2 separate regions of the Mus musculus genome follow, and region 2 is linked to region 1. Evidence: chromatin contacts called from ENCODE Hi-C or POLR2A ChIA-PET data. All regions are on one chromosome and are shown on one strand. Each heading gives the region's core, a stretch centred on a gene start or an enhancer-like site at or near the end of the contact. The rest is flanking DNA. Distances are from core to core; before and after follow the strand shown.

Region 1 (5,672 bases), core at 1,169-3,668:
GGGGGAGGGGACTTCAGACCTCCAGAAAGTAGAGGTGTTCGCCCACACTCATGCAACCTTATCATTAATAAGTGCCTCTGACTTGGTCAGTACGGTGCAAGTTTATCGTGTACTGACTTTCCTTTCTGGGTCTGGCATCCCAACAAACCAGCCTTTGTTTTCAGAGAACATTCAGTATTAGCCCTTCTACTGTGTGTGTATATGTATAAATATATATGTTCCACAAAAGATGTCAGCTTAATGGATCACAACTCTTTTCAGATAAAACAGCTAAAGAGTAAACTTGGGACAGTTTCGTTACTTTCAACAGTTGAGACCCCACAACCCAGGAATCAGCAGATCAGACCTAAGTTTTGACAAACTAAGCCTGAGACTTACATTAACATTTCTACCTTCAGAGGAACACCATAGGTTCTGAACTCAGACATCTACATCCCCTGTTCATAATTAACTAGACCCAAAGTGTGAGAGTTGAAACCACTTCCTCCAAGTCTGAATGTGTGGTACTCACTGGGTAGAGCCAGACAGGGAGACTGAGCACAAAGGGTGAGAGGCCGGATGTGAGCTTCCAAAGTCAACCTTGAAGCAGACAAGTGGTACACCTCCAGGGTCTTCCAAACGCCAGCCCAAGTGCTTGCTATCCATGGCCCCAGTTTCTTAAATAAAAGGGCTAGGCAGCATTGCTGGGCAGACCAGAGCACATTTCAAAAGACTTCACTCAGCAAAGAGGCCTTGGACTTTAGGGAATCCAGTCAGGCTGCCTCACTCGTGTTAAACAGTTTGATTCTGACTCAGACACAAAATTCTTCTGATCCCTCATCAATTTATCCTGTCTCAGGTATCAGTAACTATCCCCCAAGAAGAAAAGGGGGGAAATGAGGGATAGGGGAAGGTTCCTTGAAAGTATAGCAACTCCTAAAACAGCTGAAATAATCCCCCCCACCACCACCTTAAATAGAGAAAACTGCAGTTGCCACTCAATGCTACCAGTCTGTAAACACAGCTAAATGCCTGCACCTGCCACCCGGGATCCGGGAGCCTTCATTTTTTGGTAAGTGTGGCAGAAAAGACTAAGAGATCAACTGCTTCACCAGAAAGAAAGGGACGCCCCAGGGATGAGACACAAGAAGCATGGTGCCCTGGGTACTTTATGTGTCTCTCCTCTATGAACTGAAAGGGCTCTTTGTGTCACACACACACTCACACACACACACACACAGAATGAGTCTGATTTATTAGAGGAAGGAGGGGCAAAACGGGTGATTTTATTATCCCTCCTCCCAGTGAGTCCCAGCAAACGCCTCCTGGGCCCAAGCTTGGTGGCCTCTTTCTAGCTCAGTCAGTCCCTGTGGCCTCAAAGATAAGAGAGCCTAGAGGAGACCAAACAAAACCGTCTACCGACCTAGGGAAGTAGGGAGGAAATCCAGCGTGTCGAGAAGGGAGGAGAAATAAGCTTGAGAGAGCAAAAGGGGTGGGGGGACAGAGGAAGAGGAGGCAAGGCCAGACACAGGGGAAAGGGGAAGGGTGGGTGGGTGGTAGCACAGGAAGGGTGAAGGGGAGGGTGGGGGAAGTGCAAGGGAGGTTCCAGAAATAGGCAGGAGGATGCGCTGGGGAACGGCAAGGGCCACCGAGGGAGGAAGCCGAGAGGTGGAGGAGTGGGGCAGGGGTTGGGTGGGGAGGAAAGCAGCACGGGGCATCAATTATTAAGTGATTACATCATCCCTGACATTAAAACAACACACACAGCCCTGGTCCCCGCGGGGGGCCGCGAAAGGAGGGCGGGGGCGGAGCTGGGCCAACCTCACCCCCAAGCCAATTCCTATTTTCCACCCGGCACCCGCCGGCGGCCGAGGAAAGACACCCCGGTGCCTGCGCAGCCTCGGGGCGGCACCCCGCATCAGTGTCCTGCGTCGCGGGGCGCCCTGGAGGCTGCGCGGCGGGACCGCAGCGGGAGCAGCCCGTGCGGGGGCGCTGGGCCGGGCGTCTCCGCAGCATCCCGAGGCTCCGCGCATCCCCTGTCGCTTACCTGCTTGGCTTGGCGCTCAGCTCCGGAGCACATTCACATGGTCCTCTCCCCGCCCTCCTCCGGCGCGGCCCAGGCGGCTCCCGCGGCTCCGCGGCGGGGCCCAGGAGCTCGTGGGCCTCGCGAAGCGCCGAGGGGGCGGCGCCGGTGTCCCCGGCCCGGCAGCCCGGTCCCTCCCTGGCGCGGGTGGCGGCTTTGTGTGTGCCCGGGGAGTCCTCGAAACGCTCCGGCTAGAGGCGGCCTCGCTGAGCTCTTGACCAGCGGGCGGGTCTCGGAGGCCCGGCGCACGGCGACCCCTCCTCCTCTCTGCGGAGCCCCCTCCCCGCCGGCTGCGCTCCTGACAGATGGCGCAACTGCACCGACGCGCCGCCGCCACCGCCGCGGCTTCTCGCAGCTACTCTCGCTGATGCTCGGGCTGCTCCGGATCCCGAGGGGTTCGAGAGGGGGCGGGACACGCCCTGAGACTGTCAGGTCTTTCTGCCCTATCAAAGGGCCCGCTGAGGGCTGAGCGCCGGCAGCCATTGGTGAATGCGTCGGAGGCGGGACGGCCATGGGTGGGGCCGCCGAGTGGGTTGAGCTTTACAGTGGTGGCGGGCAGCCTGCGGTGCGCACGGCCACAGGGTGTGTGAGAGGATGCGAGGTTGGCGGAGAAGGAAGAGTTGTGTGTCTGAGGATCGTGTGGAGTTGCGAGTTGGTGAGGTGGGCAGGAGAGTGCGCAGGGAATGAGCTGCTTTCCACTTTGCCAGTGGAGACTGGCACCTGCCACTCCAGCCTCACAGCCATGGGAACCTATTTCTCCAAAGAGATAGCCTCGCCTTTGAGAGTGGGAGGATAAAATGGAAAGGTGTTAAGAATGGCGATGGCAAATTAGGGAAGTGAGGAGCAAAGTAGAGAAGTACCATTGCAGAAACTGGGAAAGCTAGGACCAGCAAACGCACAACAAATAGTAAGAAATTAATGACTTGTTAGTCTCATTTTCTTGGGTACCCAAATATGCTCCCCGCCCCCCCCCCCACACCTACCCCAGGAAAAGTGAAAGAGAAGTATGACTGAAATTCAAGGGGCCTGCAACAAAGAGTCCCAAAACCACCCAGTAGAGATTGCTTGTGCTTTTCCCTAGCTGTTTACCAGTGGCCATTGCTCGTCTGGCTCCTTGGGGCATTCAAACTTCTCTTGGTTTTCTTGTTTTCGCTGGTGGCTGAGCTGAGCTTTTTGCTCAGATTTTCCTTGACGAAATAATAGCCGGGTTGGTCTGCAGTCTTTATTTCCGATTCAGCTTTTCTATGGCAGGATGTAACTTCATAAAAAGAAACATTTTGCCTTCCTGATTTTCTTTATAGGCAATTCCTGTTTACTGAGAACTCTGTTTTAAGACATGTTCAGAATCATTTTCTTTAATGATTTTGGTAAGAAACTCATCCCTCCCCCTCAGCAAATCTAATCTTCTAAGAAGTAAGTTTAAGCGAAGCAGCCTTGGCTTCCTTAGGCGCTCAAGGTCTGTGTTATCTTTCCTGCTCAGTACATTTCCCCTGTAGTTTAAAAATACCAGTCTCTTTTGCTGACTTTTTTTTCTTTGTCTTTTCCGCAGTGCTCTTTTGAGAAATTTGCTGCTATTCAGTAAATGATCCTCATGTGATGGACGAGGAAACTGAGGACAAGAGAAGGTGACACTGAGGAATTCCATGTCCGATCTCTTCCTGAAACCTGGAGCAGATGGTACTAAGTCACTCCATTGTTAATAATTTCTTTGAGAGGAGTCTCATTTTTGGCATCTGCAGCATAATAGCTTCTTCACGTAATTAGTGGACCAATAAGAGGCAAAATGATTAAATGACAAATTAACCAACTCCCAGCAAGACTCTGTTCTGTTTTTTTCTCTTTACTTACTTTTGAAAAAAATAAATAAAAACAAAAAAACAGGAAAACCCCACAACTCTTCCTCCGGATAGCTTTAAAGGGATTCTGTCTCCACAAGAAGATTTGCTGATGTTGTGAACAAGTGAGAAAGCCCTGGAAAGATGTTAGCATTATTTCCCATTTTGATCTGCTCCCAAAGGTCATCAAAGTAGATTTGACTTAAACAGTGTCCTCAGCCTACCCAAGGCAAGCCATGCTTTGTTCTAAACCTGAAATTTTATTTTCTTACAGGCAGTATCTATTACCCAACAAATGGAGAGACATTGTTCTAGAATTTCTCTTAGATTTGGTTGTTATTTGCTTGGGTTTTTGTTTGTTCTGTTTCTCTCACCTTTAAGTCCCCTGTTTCTAGTCTAGTGTTCTTTTTTGGTTTGTCTAATCTGTGTTTCCTGTTTTGCTTTCAATGTATATTTAGTGTTATTAGCTAAGCTGTTTCCCATTTTGAGATTTTTGTTTTCTTACCAATCAAACAAGAAAATAAAAATGGTTACTGAAACTGGAAAAAAAAACTAATGTGCAAGGAAGGGAGATGGATCAGTGAATAAATGGCTTGCTGCTGTACACATGAGACTGAGTCTGAGTCCCCAAAACACACATTAACAAAGCCCCAAAACACACATTATCAAAACCGTTACAGCCGGGCGGTAGTGGCTCACTCCTTTAATCCCAGCACTTGGGAGGCAGAAGCAGGTGGATTTCTGAGTTTGAGGTCTACAGCCTGGTCTACAAAGTGAGTTCCAAGACAGCCAGGGCTATACAGAGAAACTCTGTCTCAGAAAAAAAAAAAAAAAGAAAGAAAGAAAAAAGAAAAGAAAAGAAAAAGAAAGAAAAGAAAAGAAAAGAAAAGAGAAAAATACAAAACAAAACAAAAATGAAAGCCGTTACAGTGGCAAGTGTCTGGACCTCCAGAAACAGTGAGAGACCCTGTCTGAGAAATATGTTAGAGAACCAATTTAGAAAGCCCAGCATTGACCTCTGGCTTCCACAGGCACTGCATATGTGTGCAAGTGCACCCCCAAGCATGTATGAACACCTCTAAACATGTATGCATACACACCTTACACAAAGACACACAGATATGTACAAAGGAAATGCATTCTAAGTGACCACGCCTCAGCATATGCCCAAAAGACATGATGACATCATACCTCACAGCTACTTGCTCAGCCATATTCATTGCCATTCTAGTCACAATAGCTAGGACATGGTGACAACCTAAATGTTCTTCAGCTAAAGACAATGTGGGACGCGTACCCAGTGGAATACTCAACTGTAAAGAAAAATGAAACCATGGAATTTTTCAGGCAAATGGGTAGAGCTATTTTGATAGAGAGCTATTTGGATAGCTATTTTGGGTAGAGATCATTTTGAGTGATGTGACTCAGACCCAGGAAAACACACATCCCATGCTCTTTCTCATCTGTGGTTCCCAGTTCCAAGTTTTCATATGTGAGTGCGTAATCTGGAGGAACTGCAAAGCCCCGGAAAGTAGAGGAGAAAATGGCAGAAATGGGGAATGGTGGGGTACAGGCAAATTGGAGGAGGAAATAGGAAAAATTGAAAGGGGTTAATTTGGGAGAGGGGAGAGAGATAAATACAGGAGAAAGAGGCATGTGGGTAAAATAATAGCAAGGGTGTCAAAAAGCCATAGTCATATTACTATCTATATATATAAAATTAAATACAAAACATGACTTGTATACATATACACTATTTAGTTTAAATGAAACTT
Region 2 (5,534 bases), core at 2,198-4,697, 100 kb before region 1:
CTCTAGAGCCAGAGTTACAGATGGTCATGCATTACCCAAGAGGGTGCTGAGAACTGATCTCAGGTTCTCTTAGCTGCTGAGCCATTTCTCCAGCCCCCAAGGGATCCTTTCTCAACCTTAATAAAGCACCACACTTATGGGTACCACACTCAAGGGTACTATACTCAAGGGTACTATACTCAGGGCACCACACTCAAGGGCACCACACTCAAGGGCACCACACTCAAGGGTACCACACTCAAGGGTACTATACTCAAGGGTACCATACTCAAGGGCACCACACTCAAGGGTACTATACTCAAGGGTACCACACTCAAGGGTACCATACTCAAGGGTACTATACTCAAGGGTACCACACTCATGGGTACTATATTCAAGGATACTATACTCAAGGGTACTATACTCAAGGGCACCACACTCAAGGGTACTATACTCAAGGGTACTATACTCAAGGGTACCACACTCAAGGGTACCACACTCAAGGGTACCACACTCAAGGGTACTATACTCAAGGATACTATACTCAAGGGTACTATACTCAAGGGTACTATACTCAGGGCACCATACTCAAGGGCACCACACTCAAAAGCATCATACTCAAGCGTACTACACTCAAGGCTGCAATGTCAAGAATCCTCCTTTATCATCAGTAGACAACCTGTGCTTTTTAAAACTGCAGCATTACCATCTCTTTTGGAGTGTTAAGTCAGGAGAAATAAGAGACCAAGAAGGAAGAACTGCAATTATTTAAGACAGTGGGACTGGTTATACAGAAAACCCAAGAGGACATGGATTAAGTCTGGGGACTGATAAGAAGCATCGGTTAAACTGCCAAGTATGAAAAACTTCAGTATGAAAAACTGTGTGTAGGGGCTGGAGAGCTGGCTCAGCGGTTAAGAGCACTGACTGCTATTCCTGAGGTCCTGAGTTCAATTCCCAGCAACCACATGGTGGCTTACAACCATCTGTAATGGGATCCGATGCACTTTTCTGGTGTGTCTGAAGAGAGTGGTAGTGTTTTCGTGTATATATAAAATAAACAAATCTTTAAAAAAAGAAAGAAAGGTATGTAGCGCTGGTCATGGGAGGTAACTTAAAAGGAGGACGCTGGTCTCTTTCTCTTGATCTCCATCTCCTGGTCTTCACCAAGCACCTCACCCAGATCAGCATGTGATGACAAAAACAACTCAGAACAAAAAGTAACCGAATTACACTGCAAAAGTACACGACAGGGACCGCAATTTCACAGAAGCCACTCAGGTTCCAGTCTACTCTGCGGTTCCCAACAAAACTCCAAACTCTACTCATTACCAGAGTCACATGTAGAAATTCTAGTCCCTGCATCTTTACCTCAAATGGAACACAGGGCTGAGAGGTCCTGCTGTGTGAGCATGTGGGTCTAAGTTTGGACCCCCAGCATCCACAGCAATGGATGCTGTACCATTCATCCACAGCCCTGGTGCTGCGGGCAGGGATGAGTGCCTCTCTGGAGCTCTTTGGTCAGCCAGCGTGATGGAATCAGTTAGCTCCAGGTTCAGTGAGAGTCTGTTTCAAAAACTAAGATGGAATCCCAGCATCAGGGAGGGAGAAATAGGCAGATCTCTGTGAGTTTAGGGCCAGTCTGGTAGTCTACACAGCAAAGCCTAGGCTAGCCAAGGCTACAAAGTGAGACCCTGTCTCAAACAAAATATAACACAACAAACACACCCACAAACTATGGGGGAGATAGGTTACAGAAGGCTCTCAGCATGGACACCTGGCCTCTGCATGCACACACACACACACACACACACACACACACACACATAGCACACATACACAAAACACACACAAAAAGAGGGTGGAGGGGGAGAGAGGAGGAAGAGGGAAAGAGAGGGAGGAAGAAGGCCAATATCTTTCCTTTACATGATTTAGAATCAATGCCAGCAGGAACAGAACCTCCAAAATGGCATCCACATTGAGTAGGAGACAGGTGTCATAAAGGGACACAGGTAAGAAGGAAGGCAGACAGATGAGAAGGTAAGATATTTCCTTCATCTCCTTGAAAATACTGTTAAAGGTCGCACTGAAAGAACCTGTTGAAGTCCCATGAGGCAGCCACCACATGCCATCTCTACCGGAAGAACTGCCTGAGCCGTAGCCTGCACTCCTAGTCCAGACTCAGGTGGCACTGCCGGTGTGGGAGTGGTGGATGTGTGGGGCATGATGCCAACAGTACCAGGAAAGCACGTGGGAACACAGTTTTCTTCCCTGAGAGGTTCTTGATTAAGTGAGAATACACACGAGGCTTACAAATAACCCTGACTTTCTGTGTGCGTGTGGGTCTGAATCAGCTATTAGTTTAGTAAAAATAAGGTTATCTGAGCATACTGCACAATGGTGTTACCTTTGAAACAAGTTAAAGGCCTAACTGACTGCAAACAATCTGAATCAACAAAGCTTGAGAGACGAGCTTTCACAAGATATAAAATGTGAAATACATTTCCTGACACAGAAAAATATTTATGATACATTGTAAACTTGTTTTAAAGCAGTACATAAAACATGTGGTATAAGTTTGAAATCATTTTTAAAAATATTTAGATATTTAGCAGAAAAGGACATTGAGCAAATACTAACAACATGCATGCTTATCTTTGTACAGTAGCTCAATGGCTTTGGCTGTTTTTCTGTATTTCTAACGACATCACACTTGGGAGTGTGCATTGCCCAGAACCATGAAAACACTTCCATTTAGCAAGGACTTTGAAATAGTGACTAATTCCCTTTCTGACCGTCCAAACCAATAAAAAGTCAAGTGCTTGGTAACAGCTATGCTGGACCCAGGTCTACCAGTGTCCCCAGGAGACACTGAAAGGACTCTGGCCAACCCAAGAAGACACCCACAAGTTTAGTCAAATAGAAAGTCACCAAGTCACTCCTGCCACCAGCAGCCAAACAACAACAACACCTGACAGCCTTCCTGACAATACCAGAAAGGAAAATACAAACGAGCAAGAGGCACACACCCAGAGAGAGTGGCAAACCCACACTGCTGCACGAAGCCTCTAATTGCCTCCGCACTCCTCTGGCACCCTTCCAGTTGCTTACACTTAAGGAAACCCAATTTCTGCACTCCTGGCAGCTGTGGAGGAGACTGGACATGTGGCAGGCAGGGACGAACAAGGACAGAGATCCATAAGCAAGGCTCAACTGAAGATCTAACAACAAGCTGAATGTGTGCTATGCAAAACGGAGCAAACAAGCGCGCAGGGCAGGGAGACATCAAGAAACAATAAAAATCATTCTGGGGACAAAGGCGGCACTGGCCTGTGTGGGCAGGAATGTTTCGGTGGCCCACACATCCCAGCAGCCTGCCAGTCTCATGCAGTAGGCTGGCAGAGGAGCCCAGGCTGCATTCAGGCTTCTGAAGGGGAAATGACCGGAAATGCAGGCACCCACGCTCTTCAGCGTGGTGCAACCAAGCTTCCCCTGGCAAGAATTCCAATGCTTCGAAATGCCAGCCCTTGATTCCATTCTCATGTTGATCCTGTCTCCCCTGCTCTCTGTACAGGAATGTCACCAATCACTCCCAGCCGGCACCCTTTCTGGGTCCTGCCACTCACCACTCATACACCTTCTTAGGAGTAATTACATAGGAAGTATTTAAAAAAAAAAACAAAAAAAAAAACCAAAAAACAAAACTACTCCAAGCACCACAGACAGAATGGTGAAGAACAGACAGTCGATGGCACCATGGTGTGAGAACATGTGTTCGCACCATCAGCTGCTGGAGGCAGGGCTAAGCCTAAGGGCAGGTTCCCCCGATCAACTCCACAACATGCCACACACCTCTGTCAGAGAAAATGACACTTGCTGTGAACCAGAAATGAAGTTAGCTATATTCTACATACTTTTTTTAATTCAAGTTCAGAATCTACATTTTTTTCTGTGAGCAAGCCCCAAAGAACCTGGGCAACTTTACGTCCATCTCAAAGGCAGGAAAGAGGGTGTTTGGGACTTGTGGTTCAGGCTGATTGCAAAGCTTGCTCATCACGCTTCTGAGAGGAGCAAGAAGGCGCTCCTCACTTACAGGATGCTCTTGGCACCATAAGGACAGTGTGAATACCAGAGTTGGAAAGTGAAGCTGAATGTCGCTGAGAAGGGTTGCTGTTAAAATGGCTTGGTTTCCTGGTATACCCATCATTTTGGAATCTGTAGGGACCAGGGAGATCTGAAGGTGGCTGCTTTTGTTTCCCCAGGTGCTCCCTTCTCCCCAGCAGCTGAAGCAGAAACGCAGAGCCTTTCTTGAGCTAGAACACACAGGGTCCAATGAAGAATCAAAGAGCTTTCTGCTGGGCAACAGGAGGTACTCACAGGTTACCCATTCAGTGCCTCCTTCCCTCCTCAGAAGGAAAACTCCGTCATGCAGCCCCTGAATGAGCATCTCTACCTCCAGCCATGCCTGCCTGTAAAGTCAAATAGGTAGGTAGCAGTTTCTGGATAGGCCAGCTCATCACCAAAGCAGGACTGAAGCACACTGGAGTGGGTGGCTGGATTTTTTTCTTTCTTGTGTTGTGTACCAAAAAAAAGGTTATGTTTTTGTATGTGGGACCGCGTCAACACGTATGCTGTGTATGCACAGTTCTTCTGACAACAGTGGAAAGACATCACATGGAGTCTTACATAAGTCGCCTCAGCTGGAGAAAGGGCCATTTTTCCTATGTGTGGTTTGGACTTCCCAAGGACAGCTCAGTGAGGAAGCTTGCTGGGCAGCAGGCCCACAGCCTTCTGGGAGATGCTCCACTTCTGCATTGGGCTCCTCCTTCTCCCATCTCCTAGCAAGTCTCAAATCAGTCTCACGGGGCAGAAAGCAACAGGGTAGAAGTTCTGGAAACAGCTTTTGTTTCCTCCACTGCTTGCGGTTAAGACAAGCTTTGTTCTGTTGATATCCTCGGCCCACATCAACATTTTACTGTGACAGCTTTCACACCAAAAGTTTCAAGTGTTGCTCTGAATGCCCAAAGCGGCCACTAAGCCATTCTCATAGGTATACAATGTGTTTGCTTTATGGCTTACCCACCCATCCAGCTATCCCATGAGTTTTCAACTACAAGTTTTTCAAGGTTTTCACTCTTAGGGGTGTGGGTGGCTGCACACATGGGACCTTGCTAGCTAGGAGAGCTTTCACAGATATGCAGTTGCTTAGTGCTTCAGTTTCTACACCTAGAATATCACCCGTAGCATCCCTGGGTACTGCAAAGGGGCCAGGATAGAATGGGAAATACACGCCTCATCCCAATTCAGTACGAGGTAGGGCCACACAGCCAATTTTAGTTCTCAAACTATGCTTTCTTTCTAATCTTTAGAACAAAATTGAATCATTCCAAAAAATAACAGCATCAAGTCCGAGATAAGATAATCAAGACTAGCTCATGGTTGGAGCTGGTGAAGGCATGGAGCTTTTTTTATGTTCCTCTGTTTCCTCTTGTGAATGGAAATGTTTCTATGACTAAATGTTTTAAAAAGCAAATTTGTCACTGATTTTTGTCAAG

Evidence for each region. A loop is a pair of places that touch in the nucleus more often than their neighbours do. ChIA-PET counts read pairs that join two places held with the same protein, here RNA polymerase II (POLR2A).
Region 2: POLR2A ChIA-PET joins it to region 1 with 10 read pairs in Patski. The contact joins the enhancer-like site here to the promoter of Fyn in region 1. A Hi-C loop is called at or near these places in 2 of 37 maps with a recorded cell type or tissue (heart and v-Abl transformed pro-B cells). POLR2A ChIA-PET finds 5 or more read pairs at or near these places in 1 of 5 experiments (Patski).

The regions. Positions count from the first base shown.
Region 1 is chr10:39,366,545-39,372,216 of GRCm38, reverse strand. It overlaps Fyn (Fyn proto-oncogene), which reads right to left and starts at 2,418. Exons shown (of 14, transcript NM_001122893.1): 1 at 2,027-2,418. Gm31616 (predicted gene, 31616) reads left to right here and starts at 2,605. Exons shown (of 2, transcript NR_168583.1): 1 at 2,605-2,722; 2 at 3,612-4,501.
Region 2 is chr10:39,469,766-39,475,299 of GRCm38, reverse strand. All of the region lies in intron 3 of Fyn (Fyn proto-oncogene), which reads right to left. Among named protein-coding and RNA genes, the nearest start is that of Fyn, 100 kb to the right of the region's middle. Within about 2 kb of position 3,447, at least 2 of the 3 ENCODE cell types and tissues checked have a DNase peak (open chromatin) inside an H3K27ac peak, as active enhancers do.